Regions from separate parts of the Homo sapiens genome. Here region 1 is linked to region 2. The links are chromatin contacts, found by Hi-C or POLR2A ChIA-PET in ENCODE. All regions are on one chromosome and are shown on one strand. Each heading gives the region's core, a stretch centred on a gene start or an enhancer-like site at or near the end of the contact. The rest is flanking DNA. Distances are from core to core; before and after follow the strand shown. Region 1 has its middle 19 kb from the start of LATS2. Region 2 overlaps LATS2 (large tumor suppressor kinase 2).

Evidence for each region. Hi-C counts contacts between places; a loop is a spot of excess contacts on that map. ChIA-PET counts read pairs that join two places held with the same protein, here RNA polymerase II (POLR2A). Pooled maps may share reads with other maps.
Region 1: a loop to region 2 is called in a map of endothelial cell of umbilical vein, with 7 times the contacts of the local background. The contact joins two enhancer-like sites. A Hi-C loop is called at or near these places in 3 of 168 maps with a recorded cell type or tissue (endothelial cell of umbilical vein, naive thymus-derived CD4-positive, alpha-beta T cell and spleen) and 5 of 50 pooled maps. POLR2A ChIA-PET finds 5 or more read pairs at or near these places in 7 of 52 experiments (AG04450, BJ, H1 and 4 more).

What each region holds. Positions count from the first base shown.
Region 1 is chr13:21,076,762-21,084,309 of GRCh38, forward strand. No RefSeq gene overlaps it. Among named protein-coding and RNA genes, the nearest start is that of LATS2, 19 kb to the left of the region's middle. Within about 2 kb of position 3,115, at least 5 of the 41 ENCODE cell types and tissues checked have a DNase peak (open chromatin) inside an H3K27ac peak, as active enhancers do; they include endothelial cell of umbilical vein, where a contact is called at or near this core.
Region 2 is chr13:21,033,068-21,040,891 of GRCh38, forward strand. All of the region lies in intron 2 of LATS2 (large tumor suppressor kinase 2), which reads right to left. It also overlaps the pseudogene RNU4-9P. Among named protein-coding and RNA genes, the nearest start is that of LATS2, 25 kb to the right of the region's middle. RefSeq lists enhancers at 920-1,420, 2,421-3,245, 4,337-5,325. Within about 2 kb of position 6,209, at least 5 of the 41 ENCODE cell types and tissues checked have a DNase peak (open chromatin) inside an H3K27ac peak, as active enhancers do; they include endothelial cell of umbilical vein, where a contact is called at or near this core.

The sequences.
Region 1 (7,548 bases), core at 1,865-4,364, 41 kb after region 2:
AGGCTCAGGCAGGAGAATCGCTTGAACCCGGGAGGCGGAGGTTGCGGTGAGCTGAGATCACGCCATTGCACTCCAGCCTGGGCAACAAGAGCGAAGCTCCTCAAAAATAAATTAATAATAAATAAAATAAAGAGCACGCTGAGGCAGGGCTCACATCCATAATCCCAGAAGTTTGGGAGGCAGTGGAGGGCAGATCGCTTGAGGCCACGCATTTCAGACCAGCCTGGGCAACATAGCAAGACCCCATCTCTACAAAAAATACAAAAATTCCCCGGGCATGATGGTGCGGGCCTCCGGTCCCAGCTACTTGGGAGACTGAGGCTGAAGGATTGCTTGAGCCTAGGAGGTTGAGGCTGCAGTGGAGCCGAGATTGCCGCTCTGCACTCCAGCTTGGGCGACAGAACCAGAACCTGTAAAAAGAAAAAAAAAACAGCAAAAAAAAAACACCCCAAAACCGCACTCTGGCTACTGAGTGGGAGCAGCAGTTGTGGGGAAGAGGCAAGCGGAAGTAGACAGAGCCGAGGTCCCATGGCAGCTGAGCACCGAGGGTGAGGGCTTCTCAGGGCAGGCCCTGGTAGTCAGCTAGGGAAAGCTCTGCCAACATCGGGATCCTAAACAACAGGAGTTCACTCCTCTCACACTCATGGAGGCTGGAAATCCGGAACCAAGGTGTGGGTAGGCTGGGCTCCTGTGAGGCCGAGGGAGGATCTGTTTCAGGCCTTTCTCCTAGCTTGACGTCTCCTGGTCATCTCAGGCATTACCTGGCTGGCTGGTTGCTGTCTTCTCCCTGTAACTTTCTCCTTTCTTCCCTTTCCTTCCTTTTTCTTTTCTCTCCCTCTCGCTTTCGACAGGGTCTTGCTCTGTTGCCCAGGCTGGAGTGTAGTGGCCCAATCTCGGCTCACTGCAGCCTCTATCTCCTGGCCTCAAGTGATACTCCCGACTCAGCCTCCTGAGTGCTGGGATCCCAGGTGCGCGCCACCGCACCTGGCCCCGCCTTCCCTTTTGAATGTCTTCCGGATGCAGCCTTGGCACTTTCTCTAGCCATCCCCTCCTTTGGTTCCCAGGCCCAGCTCTCCCTTCTCCCTCAAACCGGATCCAGCCCTCCTGCACCCCGGCCTGTGTGCAGCCGCAGGAGAGGAGTAAGCCAGCCTCTCGCGTGCGGTGCTCTCTGCATAGGTTTAGTGGTGGGGACCAACACGCGAGCTGGCGCTTTCCGTGCGAGCCCAGCATCAGGCGGAGGCCCAGGGCCAACCGGACTCTGAACAAAGGGAGCCGACAAATGAGAAAGCAAAGGTACCTCAGAGACTACGAAGCCCTTCAGATGGAAATGGTCATCTCCCAACAGCCTCTCTGGACCACTGCCTGCAAGCCCGGCCCACACATCTTGGACCCAGGCTGGAGACACAGACAGCCAGGTGTTGATGCCCACGCGCAGCTCCAAGACCCCGGGGAGCCTCCGCCAGGCCGGAACCTGCGCCAGGCTTCTCTGGAACCTTCTCTCCAGGACGCTCTTCTGCGGTTACTGAAAAAGGGAGTCTACATGAATTAATAAGTGAAGGTGAGGAAGGGAGGGAGGGAGGGAAGGAGGGAGGGAGGACGGAAGGAAGGAAGGAAGGAAGGAAAGAGGGAGGGAAGGAAGCGGGGGAGGGACGGAGGGCCTTACCTCCTACTTGACAACAGCTCCATGGCAGGGATTATTTTAGTCTTGGTTCCATCCCAGCACCTAGAAAAGGGCCTGGCAAGTAGGAGGTGATCAATAAATGTGATAGAACAATTGAAATTAATGACTTTCTAAAGAACCAATCAGGCAAGTGACGTGAACTCATGGTTCCTTCAGCTGCCCAGGAATGCTGTGTATGTGTTTCTGTTTATTTTCCAGATGGTTTTGATTCTTAATAGTTTTCCCACTTATTGCTCTGAAAGCTCCCATTGCTCTTGTCTTAAAACTCCTCCCATTCCTGCCACTTCCTTCAGGAAGCCTTTCCTGATCTTATATTGCAAGCATATGGCCTCTGGTCTGGGAGGCAGCTGAGCATCTGGGAAAGACCCGGGCTTTGGAGCCAACACATTTCGCTGGTTGTGAGATCTTAACCAAGTTTCTTAAAACGTCAAAGCCTTGTTTTTCTCATTTGTAAAGCAGGTATTTATATCTGTTTCTTAGTGATACGAGGATCAAATGAGGTAGTACATGTGAAGTGCCTGGCATGTGGTAGGTGTTCATTGAATAAATAAACCTTTTATCCAAAGAAAAATTGGGAAGAGCTGGAGCTTACCAAGTATCAACAGAGTGAAAAGATTATTTTAGAAGGAAAGATAAAGCCAATAACCTTTCTGTGAATTTTAAGTCTAGTGAATCAAATTATTAACATCAAATTTGGGGAGGGAAATGCATTTCTACGGAAGGTAATGGCACCATATGCTGCCAATTAAAGCCCATAGCTGTGCGTTCCTAGGATTGTGAACAGAACATCTAAAAAAAGGCATTTATGATGATCTTAAGTAAGGCATAGTTGTGACAAACATCCCGCTGATATTGAATAGTTTTTAAAATAAAACTACTTAGCTATATTAAATTCTGCATGCTGTACATGCCAGAAATCTAAAAGAATTTGGGGACTTTGAATGGAATTTCCCTAACCTTAGGAAGGAACACCACAACTTGAACATCACCACTGCCAACTGTGGAATTAATTCTAAGCCATTCTAGGGCCTGAAAGTGTTTTGTTTGGCGAGAATAGAGCAATATATTATGGAGGATCTCTGAAATTCAGGGTTCTGGTTCAGGGATAATCCTAGTTTTTCTTTAACGCTATCATACAAAGAGAAGAAACATAGGATTTACAGGTTAGACTGGAAAATACGAGAAGATGACTTTGAACTTGCTGGTATCCCATGTATTATGTTACCACTTCACCCTTTTTGGAGGTTTGTTTTTACATCCATCACGTAATTAACTGAATTGATCAAATTCATGCTATCCTTTGTCAAGAGAAGACCTACACACACACACACACGTGTGTGTGTGCACGACGGCCTCTCTCTCCGCTGGAAATTAGAGGTGAGAGTGGTTCAGGCAGGCAGCTCCCTGCAACATGCTCTGTGAGGCAACATCCCGTTTGGTCAGTTCACATACCCAAAAGAATGTGTCACTGCAAAACTCAGAATGTCAGGAAACTGAGACTATGGGTGAGGAGAAATGGTCAAATGATTTCAATTCCTTCCTTGAGAAGCAATTCCTCACACCACGGAGAATGCTCAGAGGAATTTGCTCTTTCACTTCAGGAAACAGTCCTCCTATCTAATGGGCATTATCACAAATGCCAGTGGGCTGACCCAGGACAAATGACAGTTCGAGGGGCTCAGCCCTGAAAATTCCCTGGCAGTGCTGGACGTTAATCTGCAATGAAGTCATCACATGTGAGTTCTACAAAAAAGCACAAATGACAAAACACTGACGTACGGGCTTTCATTTGTGTAGAAAACAAACACTTGTCTGCTCAGCTGAAAACAAATCTCGTATTTAAAGTTGCGTTCATTGCTCTGTGCTAAATGCTGAGCATAAATCTGGGCAACGCAGGGGTAATAAAACAGCCATTTGGGTGAAAGCTCTCCTAGCCTCTTTGGCATATAGTTGCTGTGTTCTTTAAAATGCCTTCAAGATCCCATAATAATATAATAGTTAGTTTCTGTAGGTGTGCCAGTTAATAAGATTGTCTAGGACTGGATGTCAGCCAATAGCATCTACTGAGCACTTTTGTACTATGAAGTGAACGAGCAGAATAGACTGATGGAGAGAGCCCCCCCATAGGAGAGAGGTAATGACAGGATGCCTTTTATAGAGCAACAGAACAACAAGAAACTCAATGTAATACGCTGACAAAGCAAGGGCTTAAGTGCTCAGAGGATATCATATAGAAATCCAGCGCTCCATTGGAATCTAAAGTTCAAATGGGGCCAGCTGTACAGAAATCACAAACGAGGAACTCAGGGGCAGCTCTGGTGGACAGTTTGCATGGTTCCTGGGCTTGGAAACATAATTTTAAAATAGCAACCCAAAAATTAGCTTCAGAGAGCTAGCTATTTCACCCCCAAAATCTGGAAGGCAGAAATAAATATTTTTTCTTATTGAATTCTAAAAAGAAAAATATGCTTTTGTTAAACTGCTATTGGTAAGAAGAAAAAAAAATCAGTTTGTGTGACTGCACAGTTAACTGATATTTGGTTTGAAGACAAATTACCACTTAAGGTTGTGGTATTTGATAGCGATAAGACAGAAGGTATGAACAAGTGGAATATGAATTTAAAAATCAATTCAACGATTTATGCTTGACCTCACAGCCTTGTTTGTTTGTTTGTAGAAGTGGTCTAATTATTGACTGGTAAATTAATAAAATTTACCATTCCCAGCAAACAAAATATACAATAGGTTAATATGTAAATAACACTGTGCCAAATCACAGTTTTTTGTGAAGGTGAAGGGAAAGGCTTCATCATCACTTCCTGAACACAGGTCTGGGTTCACCCAAAGGGAGCTGACAAATGAGACAGCAAAGGCACCTTTCACCAGGGTGGTGAAAACCTTGATTGTATCCTAGACTGGGATAAGAGAAACTCTGTTCATTTGTAATTCACAGACTGGGGCTGGAATCTTCAAACGGTATTGTCTGTAGGCATAGTCGGAGGAGCTTGTTAAAAAAGCACATTCCTTAATCACTTATCTCAGAGATTCTGAGTACAAAATCTGCGATGGCTCGGGCCAGGCGCGGTGGCTCATGGCTGTAATCCCAGCACTTTGGGAGGCCCAGGTGGGCAGAGCATGAGGTCAGGAGATCGAGACCATCCTGGCTAACACGGTGAAACCCCGTCTCTAGTAAAAATACAAAAAATTAGCTGGGCCTGGTGGCAGGCACCTGTAGTCCCAGCTACTGGGGTGGCTGAGGCAGGAGAATGGCGTGAACCCGGGAGGCGGAGCTTGCAGTAAGCTGAGATTGCGCCACTGCACTCCAGCCTGGGTGACAGAGTGAGACTCCATCTCAAAAAAAAAAAAAAAAAAAAAATGTGATGGCTCCAGACAGGTCCATTTCATTTTTAGTGAAAATTTTATTTTATTTTATTTTATTTTATTTTATTTTATTTTATTTTGAGACAGAGTCTCAGTCTGTTGCCCAGGCTGGAGTGCAGCCATGCAATCTTGGCTCACTGCAACCTCCGCCTCCCAGCTTCAAGCAATTCTCCTAACTCAGCCTCCTGAGTAGCTGGGACTACAGGTGCACACCACCACGCCCGGCTAATTTTTTTGCATTTTTAAGTAGAAACGGGATTTTGCCACATTGGCCAGGCTGCTCACGAACTCCTGACCTCAGGGCATCCGCCCGCCTCAGCCTCCCAAAGTGCTGGAATTACAGGCATGAGCTACCACATCTGGCCTTTAGTGGAAATTTCAAAGCATTCACAAAAGTAAAGAGATTAATATTATGAACCCACATGCCCATCACCCTGCTTCAACAATTAACAACTGATGATTCTTGCCTGCCTCCACTGCCCCATTATTCTGAAGCAAATCTCAGATATCATTTTTGTCTGTATTTCAGTATTTATTTCTAAAAAATAAGGACATTAAAAAATAAAAGGTATCCAGATTAGAAAGGAAGAAGTAAAATTATATTGATTTCATGTGACATGATCTTCTCCATAGAAAACCTAAATAATACACATGTACACACACAAAACTATTAGACCTAATAAATGAGTCCAGTAGCAGGATAGAAAGGCAATAAGTAAAAATCAATGGTATTTCTATACACTAGCAGTGGAGCAATCTCATCTTAGTCCATTTTATGTTGCTATATCAGAATAACTGAGACTGGGTAATTTATAAAGAAAAGAGGTTTATTTAGCTTATGATTCTGCAGGCTGGAAAGTTCAGGGGTATGGCACTGGCTTCTTGTGATGACTTTTCTGCTGCACCGTAACATGGTAGAAAGTCAAAGGGAGAGGAGGTTTGTATGGAAAAGGGACCAAACAGGAGAAGAAACCTCATTTTATAACAACCTGGTCTCATAAGAATGAATCCATTCCTGAGAAAGCAAGAACTCCCTCACTCCCATAAGCTGGCCTTAGACTATTCCTGAGGGATCTTCCCCCATTATTTAAACACTTTCCACTAGGCCTCACCTCCCAACATCGCCACATTGGGAATCAAATTTCAACATGAATTTTGGTAGGGACAAACCACATCCAAACCATAGCAAATCTGAAAATAAAATTAATAAAAAAATCCACCTGATAACATCAAAAAGAGTAAAATACTTAGGGATAAATTAAAGCAAGAGGCATGAGACTTGTACACTGAAAACTGCAAAACGTTTTTGAAAGAAATTAAAGTACATAGACCTAAATAAATGGAAATACATCTTTGTTCATGGATTGAATAATTTAATATTGTTACAATGAAAGTAATTCCAAAATTGATCTACAGATTCAATGCAACCCAATCAAAATTCCAAATTTTGAATTATGGAAATGGATAAGCTGGCCTTAAAATTCATATGGAATTGCAAGGGACCAGAATAGCTAAAACAATCTTGAAGAAAAAAAGTTGAATTATTAATTTCAAACTCTACTACGAAACTACAGTAATCAAGATAGTATGATACTGGCATAAGAATAGAATCAATGGGCCAGGTGCAGTGGCTCACGCCTGTAATCTCATCACTTTGGGAGGCCGAGGCGGGCAGATCACGAGGTCAGGAGATCAAGACCATCCTGCCTAACAGGGTGAAACCCTGTCTCTGCTAAAAATACAAAAAATTAGCCGGGTGTGGTGGCACCTGCCTGTAATCCCAGCTACTCGGGAGGCTGAGGCAAGGAGAATCGGTTGAACCCGGGAGATGGAGGTTGCAGTGAGCTGAGATCGAGCCACTGCACTCCAGCCTGGGCAATAAAGCAAGACTCCGTCTCAAAAAACAAACAAACAAAAAACAAACAAACAAACAAAGAATAGAATCAATGGAATCAAATTAAGAGTCCACAAGTAAATCCATACATCTATTGCCAATTGATTTTTCTTTTTTTTGAGATGGAGTCTTGCTCTATTGCCCAGGCTGGAGTGCAGTGGCGTGATCTTGGCTCACTGCAACCTCTGCCTCCCGGGGTCAAGCAGTTCTCCTGCCTCAGCCTCCCGAGTAGCTGGGACTACAGCGTGCCACCACGCCTGGCTAATTTTGTGAATTTTTAGTAGAGACGGGGTTTCACTGTGTTGGCCAGGATGATCTCTATCTCCTGACTTTGTGATCCGCCCGCCTCAGCCTCCCAAAGTGCTGGAATTACAGGCATGAGCCACCGTGCCTGGACAACCAATTGATTTTTCATAAGGGCACCTAGACAATTCACTGGAGAAAAAAATAGTCATTTCAACAAATGGTGCCAGGACAACTGCATATCCACATGCAAAAAAATGGAGTTAGATCCTTCCTTGATACTATGTACAAAAATTAACTCAAAATGGATCAAAGACCTAAACATAAGAGCTAAAGCTATGTATTAGAG
Region 2 (7,824 bases), core at 4,959-7,458:
CAGGGAGAATCCAGGTATAGTAGAGCAGGGTGTTAGCAGCAAAGACACTTAAGAGAAAAAAAAAAAATAGCAGGCCACCGGAGAAAGTACTCATTAACAGAAAGACTGGAAGTGGAGCCTAGAGCCAAAGACAATGTAAGCTAGGAACCTTTGTTAGACCAGACCTGGTTGAGAAAGAAAGAGAAACAGGGAGGATGGGAGAGAATAGGGGGTAGAGGGGCGAGAGAACACACGCTCCTGGTGTAGAGGAAAGAATTTGGAAACTACCAAGGAAATCCTGAAAGGAGGAGTCAGCTGAGTCCCTGCTGACTTGGTTTCTCTTTCTACTGTGACCTCAGACAGAGAGGTAGAGATGTGCACGGGAAGACTGGAAACAAACACACCGAGTTCAATACAGAAATACCCAGTCACAGGGTGGGGCTTCTTACTCTAACAGTTCCAGCCTAAAATGCCAGAAAAATAGTGGAAACACCAAAGCAGGAGAGTTGAATTAAGCCACTTGGCATGGAGAAGGTGACAGACACACACGGTATCGCTGAAGGCTCTTGTAAGCGTCTCCAAGGTTGACAGACGGCACAGAGTACAATTTGTTCCACTACACTTGGCCACATTCTTGGGCCTACTAGATGCCAAATGCCACTAGCTTTACAACAGCTCTCTGCTGACTAACAGCTTTTATAAGCCAAATGAAGTTGCTTCCAATTTACATTAAATGTGTACTTCTTGGCTGGAGAAATTTGTCACTGTTAATCATTTACTTTTGTACAAAACAACCTTTATTTCTATTACATGATTAATAATTCTTCTAATGTCATAACCACCCAAATATATATCAAAACCACAAGGACACACACATTCCACAAGTTTGAGCAAATCTTCTCCATGTGATTTCTGTGGGACAGGGGACCAGTCGCACCCAGGCTGGTAGGACAACGATCTTATTATTAAGTAAAGCACGTCACAGCACCAGGAAGCCCAGCTCTCCAGCAACTTTACAAGTTTCTGAGCACTAATGACACATGGCATTGTGGTCAGACTGCCACCTCTGCATACCAACCACGGGCCAGTTACTTTACATTCTTTCTGGTCAGCGGGAAAACTCATAACATAGGAGCAATTATCATCCCAAGTGTGTGGATGAGGACTCCTGAGGCTCAGAAGGTGCATGGTATGCCCTGGTTGACACAGCCAAGGTGACACATGGCTACACTATGGCTTTCTAACCAAGGTCCAGCTTCCCTTTCTTCCTTACTGACAGTGCCCAGTTGCATTGGGGTGGCCACGTGCCCAGGTGAAGTACACATTTCCAAGGCTGCTTAAACCCCCATGACCAAGTAACTGGGTCCTGACCGGGGAGGTGTTGGGGAAGCTCCTTGACAAAAGAGCCAGAGCCAGAGCCGGCACGTCCTTCCCTGGCTCAGACCTGGAACACCACTGCAGAGGTGCCGTCTGGTGCACGCCAAGACGGAGTCACTTGCTAAGGGTGGCAGATAGAGAGAGAAGGTGCCTATTCCTGATGACACTGTGGACTGCCGTGCCACCACAGCCTGCTCATCTTCAGCATCCTTCTTACTCTGCCTCTGGGGGTTAGGCCTCTGCAGTGGGATCAGCTACCAGTAGCTTGATTTAGTGCTTGTCTGCTTCTGACACCTGGGGCCGCTGCCGAGCCTACACAGCTAGGCTCGTTGCTGGGGGAGGATACAGAGGGGAGAAGAATTTCCTGCCGTTTCCCACAGTACAGGAAAGTCATCAAGAACTCTTAGGAAAAAAAAGGCATCCGCTAACAAATAAGTCAATTATAGAAGATTACAAATTGTAAAAATTTAACTATGAAAAAAATCTCCCCTCTAAATACACTACTACAAAATATATCTAAGATGGGGCTGAGCACAGTGGTTCATGCCTGTAATCCCAACACTTTGGTAGGCCAGGGCGGGAGGATCACTTGAGGCCAGGAGTTTCAGACCAGCCCGAGAAACATAGCAAGACTCCATCTCTATTGACAAGAACAAACCAAACAAAACCAAAACAAAACAAAAAAGCAAGAAAAGAAATCTAAAACGAGTAAAACCTAATATATAAAAAATTGCATGATGAATGTGGCTTTAATTCAAGAGCTATGAATTTCTGGCAAGTAAATTTTAAGGCCAAAATAAAGAGAAGCTGGGTAGTGACTATGATAATGGATGTGGCATTTTTTTTTTAATTTTGAAATTCATCATAACCCTAGTAAAAATAGTTCTAAAAGAGAGCATTGTTAAATGCCATAAAACATTCTATTTCCTTGTTGGTTTTTCCCCTATTTACATCCTTGTTGGTTTTCTCTATTTACATCCACAAATGGTTTGGCAATGACAGAAACAGTTTAAATGAAGCCCCCACACAGAATTGCATGCAGACTGGAGACCCAGAACTCGGAGCCCCTCTCCCAGGGCCCCATCCATCAAGCCAGGCAAAATTGGGGTTCCAGGCAACAAAAACCATCAATCTAGACTGTACATGAGTTCCCGCCTAGATCTCTACAACCACATGACAGCAAATAATCTCAGCAGTAAACGTTTGGTGTGACACAACAGGCATTAAGTGAACAATATTTATGATCTCCAATATTTTTCACATTATAGCCCACATAAAAAATGCTAATATCTGTACTGCACACTGGGATAGAAGAGCAGGTTGCTCGCAGTGGAGGGACCCAGCTCCCAAAGGGCTGCAGGGACCAACACCACAGCACGCAAGTAGCCAGTGATTCCTAGAGCCCACCTAGGACCTGCGCCACTCACAAAGGTAAGTCATTCAGGGAGCAGAGAAAAGGCATTTCCTCAAAAGCCCCCTTCCCCTTTTTTCGGGGAACAGAGTCTTGCTCTGTCGCCCAGGCTGGAGTGCAGTGGCACGATCTTGGCTCACTGCAACCTCTGCTTCCCAGGTTCAAGTGATTCTCGTGCCTCAGCCTCCTGAGTAGCTGGGACTACAAGCGTGTGACACCACACCTGGATAATTTTTGTATTTTTAATAGACGGGTTTCACCATGTTGGCCAGAGTGGTCTCGAACACCCGACCTCGGATGATCCACCCCCCTCAGCCTCCCGAAGTGCTGGGATTACAGGCGTGAGCCACCGCACCTGGCTTAATTTTTGTATTTTTAGTAGAGACAGGGTTTCATCATGTTGGCCAGGCTATTATCAAACTCCTGACCTGACAAGATCCAACCACCTCAACCTCCCAAAGGGCTGGGATTACAGGTGTGAGCCACTGTGCCTGGCCAAAAGCCCATTTTAACAGGAAAGTGGGTCCAGTCTCAGGCACTTAATAAGAGCCTCCCTACTCACCGCCAAAATGAGAGCTTTCTAGTACTTAAAAGTGGAGAACTATTACCACTTTCTATTATCACACACATCCATTACTGCAATTAAGAACACAAAGCCCAGCCCTTGCGGTGGCTCACGCCTGTAATCCCAGCACTTTGGGAGGCCGAGGTGGGCAGATCACGAGGTCAGGAGTTCAAGACCAGACTCACCAACATGGTGAAACCCCGTCTCTACTAAAAATACAAAAATTAGCCCGGCATGGTGGCGCGTGCCTGTAATCCCAGCTACTCAAGAGGCTGAAGCAGGAGAATTGCTTGAACCTGGGACACGGAGGTTACAGTGAGCCAAGATGGCACCACTGCACTCCAGCCTGGGCGACAGAGCAAAACTCCGTCTCAAAACAACAACAACAACAACAAAAAACAACAACAAAAAAGCCAACTATTAAACTGACAGTTGCTTCTAGTTTTTAGTAGTAGTAGTGATAATATTCATCGTTAGCAGGGTTGGAAGTATAAATTCAATTGAATGATTTTTAAAAACCCACTTGGCAATACAAATAAGAATGGTAAAAATGCTCTCAACATTTACGCTAGTAATTCCATTCCTAAAATGTATTCTAAGGAAGTCAGTAATATCCATAAGAAGGTGTGTAGAAGAATGTTCATGACCAGCTCTTTACAATAAATTATGGGACATCTATTTGAACAATGGAATACAATGCAAATGTTAAAAATCATATTTTAGGACCGGGTGTGGCGGCTCAGGCCTGTAATCTCAGCACTCCGGGAGGCCAAGGCATGTGGATCACCTGAGGTCAGGAGTTCTAGACCAGCCTGGCCAACATGGTGAAACCCCATCTCTACAAAAATACAAAAATTAGCCAGGCATGACGGTGGGTGCCTGTAATTCCAGCTACTCAGGAGGCTGACGGGGGAGAATCGCTTGAACCCCAGAGGGGGAGGTTGCAGTAAGCCAGATCATGCCATTGCATTCCAGCCTGGGCAACACAGCAAGACTCCATCTCAAAAATCATAATAATTTTAAAAATCATATTTTAAAAGACTATTCAATGGAATGAAAATGTTTATGACGTAATGCTTGTCTCTGTGCTTCTCTGTTAGGTGTTTTTGAGAGCTTGCACAGTTCTGGGTCTTAGAAAGTGGCGACTAGAACAAAGCCACTGTCTCACAGGCCTTAAAATCTACAAAGGGAGACGCACAAACTACTTAACAGCAGATTCTGATAAACACTGGGGGAGAAAATTATGGTGTCACGGGAGAGAACGAGGGACCTAATTTTGACTGGAGGCTCAGAAAAGGCTTTTCTGAATCACAGACCCAAAGATGAGCCCTGAGGGAGAAGTGGGCCTGGTCCCGCAGCAGGGCCAGCACTGGGCAGCCTGAGAGACAGGCAGAGTGGGCAGGGCCAGGGTGGTCAGGACCAGGGCGGGTAGGGCCAGGGTGGGCCTGCCAGCAGCTGGGATCCTGCAGCTACAGGTGGGTCCTGTCCGCCAACTCCCAGGCACCATCCTGAGGCCAGAGAAAAGGTTTCCAGAAGGGAAATGACAGAATCTTCCCTTTTCAGAATGAGGGGGGCTAGACACGGTGGCCCACGTTTGTAGTCCCAGCTACCTGGGTGGACCGCTTGAGCCCAGGAGGTCGAGGCTGCAGTAAGCCATGATCATGCCACCACACTCCAGTCTGGGTGACAAAGCAAGACCCTGTCTCAAAAACCGAAACAAAACAAATCAGACTGAGGAGGGTACTGTGCAGGGAAGGCCGGAGAAAGACGCAGAAGGGGCAACCAGGAGCCACCAAGATCCCAGGAGCAAAGGTGGAGCCTGTACCGGGGGCAGGAGAGGCCAGTGCATGAGGTGCTTCCGAGGAGAACTGACTGGGGTGATCTGATGGGCTACAGGACCTCAATTCTGTTACACAAAAAGTGTGTGTGTGGTATATGTATTATATAGTTTAATATATAATTCCATCTTTTTTTTTTAATTTAAAAAAATAGACAGGGTCTTGCTGTTGCCCAGGCTGGCCTTGAACTTATAAGCTCAAGCAATCCTCCTGCCTCAGCCGACCAGACTGTTGAGATTACAGGTGTGAGTCACTGCACCCCACCTATTTTATCTCTCTCTTTCTTTTCAGTCTCTGTAGAGACTGTCAAAAATCGCCAGTGCTGACTACATTTCAAGTTGTTATGGTGGGGTATTGGAAAGTTTCCAATTAGCAATAATCGCACCTTGGACAAACTTCATTGGCTATGACACTGCCACTGTGCAAAGCTTTATCTATTTTTGTAATTAGAAAAAAGTTGTGCAGTTTTATACCAACATGTTAACAGCAGTCTTACCAGGTGGCCGAGGCGGGCGGATCACCTGAGGTCAGGAGTTCTAGACCAGCCTGACCATCATGGAGAAACCCCGTCTCTATTAAAAATACAAAAAAATTAGCCGGGCGTGGTGGTGCATGCCTGTAATCCCAGCTCCTCGGGAGGCTGAGGCATGGCGCATTGCTTGAACCCGCGAGGCGGAGGTTGTAATGAGCTGAGATCACCCCACTGCACTCCAGCCTAGGCACAGAGTGAGATTCCATCTCAAGAAAACAAAAACAAAAACTAGGAGCAAGGCTTAAGGGGAGAGGGGATTATGACACAGAGGGGTATGCTTTGCTTGTGTCTTGTCAAAGTAATTTAAATTCCTACATTAAAAAGGTATGTGGTGTGCCTTCTGGAAGAGCCAAATTTAATTTGAAAGCCACTAAGAAAAAAAAAGGGGAAAAGGCAAGGAACTGCTACACCCAAAAGCCATTGTAATACAATTTCCTGTTACATGACCGACATTCCTAAACTTAAGTGTTTCTTTCTTCCTTCTCCTCTTATTAATATTTCAGCACGCGTGTTCAGTAACACCAAACGGTGGTTCCCTTTCAAGAGGAAGTGAGAAAGAGGAAATGTACATGTTATCTAAATTCCTTTTATCTTTTTCATTAGCAAAATATCTTTAGTACAATGAAGAATCCTGTGGCAGGATCTTGTCACCAAGACAAAGGGCTAGGAGATTAGTGTTACCATTTCTCTATAGCTTTTTTGGTGATGCATATTGTTAGAATTAAGCCAAATAAATATCCCGAGGAGATCTGCATTTCTGGTTAGCATCTTTTCCAGTGTCTGACAACTGAGGTGAGGGTTTTGGCTGGACTAGTACACAGAACTTTCACTGGTGAGCAAGCACTGATTGAGCACATGCTCTGCAACATGGGAGGCCTTGTGGGCACAGAGGGATAAACTCCCAAGATCCAGGCCTCCAGAGACACTGCCTAAGACAGGGAGAGCAAGACGGGAACATGACAATCTGCCAACACAATGCCCAATGCATGGAGCATCCTTGGGGTTAGAAATAAATTTCTGAGGCCAGGCAAGGCAGCTCACACCTGTAATCCCAGCACTTTAGGAAGCTGAGGGTGAGTGGATCCCCTGAGGTCAGGAGTTCGAGACCAACCTGACCAACATAGTGAAATCCCATCTCTACTAAAAATACAAAATTAGCTGGGCGTGGTGGCGCATGCCTGTAATCCCAGCTACTTGGGAGGCTGAGGCAGGAGAATCACTTGAATCCGGAAGGCAGAGGTTGCAGTAAGCCGAGATAGCTCCATTGTATTCCAGCCTGGGCAATAAGAGCGAAACTCCATCTCAAAAAAAAAAAAAAGAAAGAAAGAAATTTCTGACCAGGCATGGTGGCCCACGCCAGTAATCCCAGTACTTTGGGAGGCTGAGGCAGGCGTATCGCTTCAGACTAGGAGTTCAAGACCACCGTGGGCAACATGGTGAAACCCCGTCTCTACAAAAAATAGAAAAATTAGCCAGACATGGTGATGTGCGCCTGTGGTCTCAGTTACTTTGGAGGTTGAGGCGGAGAATTGCTTGAGCCCAGGTCAAGGCTACAGTGAGCCGAGATTGCGCCACTGCACTACAGCCTCGGCGACAGACCTTGTCTCAAAAAAAAAAAAAAAGAAAGAAAAAGAAAAAGAAAGAAATGTCTTTGCTGTGGAAGTTTGAATAGGAACAGCTCGATCCAGGTGGAAGAACCAGGAAGAGCCTGTGTAAAAAGGAATCTGAGTGGAATCACAGAAGCTACTAGAATCCAGATAGGTGGTGATACTTCCAACCAACGAAATCATATGTCAGAGAGACCCAAAGTAAGCAAGCGGGAAGAGCTGTCTGGGAGGCCATGCTGTGTGGCTGAGACACTGCAGAGAGCTCCTCTGTAGAGGGGAGCATGTGGGGAGGATAAGACCAGGGTCTGGGAGGCCCCAGGAGCTGCAGCAGAGCCAAGGTGGGAGTCAGGCTGGCCAGCTGCCAGGGACGTGGGGGGCAGCCATGTATGGATGCCCAGGGAATGAGAGGAGGGGAGAGGGACCCTGATAAACTCCATGCCCCACAGACATGAGGGAAAGGAGAAGCAACCCCTATGAGGATGGAAATGAGAAAAGAATTCTTATCTGAGGAATCT